Regions from separate parts of the Homo sapiens genome. Here region 1 is linked to region 2. A link is an interaction called in ENCODE POLR2A ChIA-PET data of the cell type or tissue named here. Cell type or tissue: GM12878. All regions are shown on one strand.

The links. ChIA-PET counts read pairs that join two places held together with the same protein. Peaks named below come from ENCODE experiments on the same cell type or tissue, not always from the same donor. Only the 100,000 strongest peaks of a DNase experiment are listed, where the experiment ranks them.
Region 1: POLR2A ChIA-PET joins it to region 2 with 6 read pairs; 27 of 35 experiments call an interaction of 5 or more read pairs at or near these places.

Annotation. Positions count from the first base shown.
Region 1 is chr12:123,571,811-123,574,310 of GRCh38, reverse strand. No RefSeq gene overlaps it. Among named protein-coding and RNA genes, the nearest start is that of TMED2-DT, 11 kb to the left of the region's middle. In GM12878, no CTCF peak of the experiment used is centred here; no DNase peak of the experiment used is centred here.
Region 2 is chr12:123,357,177-123,359,676 of GRCh38, reverse strand. All of the region lies in intron 1 of SBNO1 (strawberry notch homolog 1), which reads left to right. Among named protein-coding and RNA genes, the nearest start is that of MIR8072, 6.4 kb to the left of the region's middle. In GM12878, no CTCF peak of the experiment used is centred here; a DNase peak (open chromatin) is centred at 1,496; H3K4me3 peaks cover 294 bases; H3K27ac peaks cover 460 bases.

The DNA.
Region 1 (2,500 bases), 210 kb before region 2:
GGATTACAGGCATGAGCCACCGTGCCCAGCCAACGATTTTTATCTTACACCTTATGCCCCAGCAGCCTAGTAATCCCAGTTGAAAGAGAGCACATTTTTCCTAATATTTATCACAAAAAGTCTTGGGATTGGCCTCCTTGGGCCAGTTTGGGTCACATGCCACCCCTAATCACTGTGACCAGAGGAGAAACATGCCAACCCCTGCAGTACTGGGGACACGTTTGCAGATGGCAAGAGCACCCAAAGCACATGGCTTGAGTGGGAGAGAGGTGACTCTGCAAAGCAAAGTCAGGATGCAGTTAACAGCTGGAAAGCAACAAAAATACAACGTGCACTACAGGTGGCAATGAGCTGATGCTGAAAGATAATTGGATTTCAGCAAACAATGACAGATGATGGAGACGGATTTGCAGTCAGGAGGCACGGTGCAAGCAAAAGTAAGGGAACAGGCAGTTTAGGAGTGATTGGGGAAGGCAGGGCATTCCAAGGTACTGGAGCACAGAGTGCCTAGGAGGAGGGAAGTAGAGTAAAATGTACAATTAGAAAAATTGCATAGCCAAGCATGGTGACCGGAGCCTGTAATCCCAGCTACTCGGGAGGCTGAGGCAGGAGAATTGCTTGAACCCGGGAGGTAGAGATTGCAGTGAGCCGAGATTGCACCATTGCGCTACAGCCTGGGTGACAAAGCAAGACTCCATCTCAAAAAAAAAAAAAGAAAAGAAAAAGAAAAGAAAAATTGCAGCCAGACATAAGAGCTTCTTTTTGTTGTTGTTTTGGTTTTTTTGAGATGGAATCTCACTCCGTTGCCCAGACTGGAGTGCAGTGGCTCAATCTTGGCTCACTGTAACCTCTGCCTCTCAGGCTCAAGCGATCCTCCCTGCCTCAGCCTCCCGAGTAGCTGGGACCACAGGCATGCACCACCACACCTGGGTAATTTTTGTATTTTTAAGTAGAGACAGGGTTTTGCTATGTTGGCCAGGATGGTCTCGAACTACTGACCTCAGGTAATCAGCCCACCTCGGCCTCCCAAAGTGCTGGGATTACAGGCGTGAGCCACCACACCCTACCAACATATGGTCTTCTACGCCACAGTAAGTTTCACTTTATTCTGGAGACCACAGGTCAGCAATGACTTTTTTGTAAATAAAGTTTTATTGGAACACAACCATATCCATATGTCTACCTATTGTCTGTAGCTGCTTTCATGATACAACATCAGAGCGAGTAACCACCAGAGACCACACAAAACATAAAATATTTACTATCTGACCCCTTACAGAAAATGTTTACTGACTCCAGCTACAGACAACAGGAAGCCATCAAGAGATTTTTAGCAAAAAAGTGACATGATCAGAACTCTGACTTAGAACATTTTTGCCAACAATGCTTATGAGGTATTGACAGACTTCTCTGATTGCAAGCAACAGAAATCAACTGTGGCTAAATAAGGAAAATAAATAATATTCTAAAAGGTGATTCTGCTCACAGAATCAAAGGAAAGTTGACCAACTCAACTTAGGATAGGGGAGGAATGAGGTGATGAGTGAAACTCTGGAAGGTATAGACATGAGGTAATGTTTAGTCTCTTGGGTTTGGCAAATTAGCTCCAAATAACGCTCCCATCCTTGATCAGCCTGCTCAAGTCCCAAACTCCCATAAGAGAATCTGATTAGTCAATTGCAAGTCACGTGCCTACATCTAAGACAGCAATGTGCAGGGCACATTGATTGACAGCAACTAAGGTGGTAAGGGAGGGATATTTCTTCCAAGGAAAACTGAGGTGCTTTTCCCAGAGGAAGGGGAAATGGATGCTGGGCTGGCCAAAACAGCCAACATCTGTTACAGAGAGGAAGAAGAGAGGCTGCTCCAGTAGAAGTAACACCTGCTTTAGGGACCATTTGTCAGGACAGTCATTAGAGCTTCTCAGTGGTTCCTCGTCTCCTTCCAAACACAGGGGAATCAGAACTTCCAGATTCAATAGGGCCATGTGATGAGGTCTTGTCAATCTGTTGTGCATGGAAGTAATATGTGTCACTCCTAGGACAAAGCATTTAATTTCCCGTGTTTTACTCTAACCTTTCGCTTTTCCCAATTTGGTGGGTTTTGTTTTGTTTTGTTTTGTTTTTAACTGAGACAGAGTGTCGCTCTGTCACCCAAGCTGCAGTGCAGTGGCGCAATCTCCACTCATGGCAACCTCCACCTCCCAGGTTCGAGCAACTGTCCTGCCTCAGCCTCCTGAGTAGCTGGGATTACAGGCACCTGTCACCATGCCCATCTAATTTTTTGTATTTTTAGTGCAGATGAGGGTCTCACCATGTTGCCCAGGCTGGTCTCAAACTCCTGGCCTCAAGTGATCTGCCCACTTCGGCCTCCCAAAGCGCTGGGATTACAGGCGTGAGCAACCACACCCAGCCCCGAACTTGGTGGCTTTGAAGCATGTGTCAAAATAGAGCCTCACTCAGCCTGGGTCCCTGAATGACCGTGAAGAACACAGACAAAA
Region 2 (2,500 bases):
TATAGATCAGAGTCATGCTTTTCAAATATTTTTATTGCATCCCACAGTAAGAAATGCGGTTTACATTGTGACCTAGTATACATATACCCATACAACTATATATATATCTTTTTTTTTTTTTTGAGACGGAGTCTCCCTCTGTTGCCCAGTCTGGAGTGCACGAGTGCGATCTTGGCAACCTCCACCTCCTGGGTTCAAGTGATTCTCCCACCTCAGCATCTCAAGTAACTGGGATTACAAGTGTGTGCCACCACGCCCAGCTACCTTTTTTGTGTATTTAGTAGAGACATATATGTATATGTTGGCCAGTGTATATGTTGGCCAGGCTGGTCTCGAACTCCTGGCTTCAAGTGATCTCATCTTGGCCTCCCAAAGTGCTGGGATTACAGGAGTGAGCCACCGCACTCAGCCTATACTGAGCTATTTTAAAATGCTGATACAGTAGGCTGGGTGCGGTGGCTCACTCCTGTAATCCCAGCACTTTGGGAGGCTGAGGCGGGCTGATCACGAGGTCGGGAGATGGAGACCATCCTGGCTAGCACGGTGAAACCCTGTCTGTACTAAAAATACAAAAAAATTAGCTGAGTATGGTGGTGGGCGCCTATAATCCCAGCTACTGGGGAGGCTGAGGCAGGAGAATCACTTGAACCCGGGAGGCAGAGCTTCCAGTGAGCCAAGATCTCGCCTCTGCCCTCCATCCTGGGTGACAGAGCAAGAGTCCATCTCAAAACAAAACAAAACCTGATACACCAAATTGATTTGACACCCTGCTAATGTGTTGTCATCAGTAGTTTGAAAAGTACTGGAACAGGGTTGGGAGTACAGGATCTTGGAGTGATGTGGTGTCAGACCTTCTGAATTTGTAATTCTATTCCAAGCTCCCTTTGTTGTATTTCATTTTTCTTCTTCTTTTTTTTTTTTTTTTTTTTTTTTTGAGACGGAGTCTTGCTGTGTTGCCCTGGCTGGAGTGCAGTGGCGCGATCTTGGCTCACTGCAAGCTCTGCCTCCTGGGTTCACGCCATTCTCCTGCCTCAGCCTCCTGAGTAGCTGGGACTACAGGCGCCTGCCACCGCGCCCGGCTAATTTTTTTCGTATTTTTAGTAGAGACGGGGTTTCACTGTGGTCTCTATCTCCTGACCTCATGATCCACCTGCCTCGGCCTCCCAAAGTGCTGGGATTATAGGCATGAGCCACCGCGCCTGGCCCGTATTTCATTTTTCTAAGCCTTGGTTTATAAATTGTGACAAAGGGATAATGGGTAGCATTTGATACTCATGGGTTATCTTGAAGGTTAAAAGAAAAAAACACACCCATATATGGGTTGAGCATCCCTAATCTGAAGATTCAAAATCTGAAATGTTCAAAATCTGAAACTTTCAGCACTGACATGATGCCACAAGTGGGAAATTCCACTCTTGACCTCACGTGAGTGATCACAGTCCAAAATGCAGTCAAAACTTTGTTTCATGCACATTTTAAGGTACTGTATAAAACTATCTTCAGGCTATGTGTATCTGGTGTATATGAAACATAAGTGTATTTTGTGTTTAGACTTGGGTCCAGTCTCTAAGATATCTCATTATGTATGTACAGGTATTCCAAAATCCAAAAAACCCTGAGTCACTTCTGGTTCCAAGTTTCAGATACGGGAAACTCAGCCTGTAGTGAGAATCAAGACAATTGACCATCTGAATTTGACTAGTGATAATCAAGAAAGTTGTTTAATTCCCCCCAACTCAATTATTTGTGTATTGCTTTTGTAAAGGACTTTTGTGGCTTTGTATATAATTTGCACATTCCTTTGTAAATATCTTCTTCCTACAGGTTTTGCAGTGGGGGTTACTTTACCAAGCAAGGTCCTATGAAGGGTAGGTGTTGAAAAGTACAGATTGCATTCTTTGTTGTTGTTGTTTTGTTTGTTTCTGAGATGGAGTCTCCTCTTTCGCCAGGTTGGAGTGCAGTGGCACGACCTCGGCTCACTGTAACCTCCACTTTCCGGGTTCAAGCTATTCTCCTGTCTCAGCCTCCCGAGTAGCTGGGACTACAGGCACCCGCCACCAGGCACCCGCCACCATGCCCAGCTAATTTTTGTATTTTTCGTAGAGATGGGGTTTCATCATGTTGGCCAGGATGGTCTCAATCTCTTGACCTTGTGATCCGCCTGCCTCAGCCTACCAAAGTGCTAGAATTACAGGCGTGAGCCACCATGCCTGACTGTTTGTTGTTTTGAGACGGAGTCCCACTCTGTCGCCCAGGCTGGAGTGCAGTGGTGCAGTCTCGGCTCACTGCAACCTTCACCCCCTGGGTTCCGGTGTTCTCCTGTCTCAGCCTCTGGAGTAGCTGGGATTACAGGCACGCCACCATGCCCGGCTAATTTTTGTGTTTTTAGTAGAGATGGTGTTTCACTATGTTGACCAGGCTGGTCAGGTCTCGAACTCCTGACCTCAAGTGATCTGCCTGCCTCGGCCTCCCAGAGTGCTGGAATTACAGGCATGAGCCA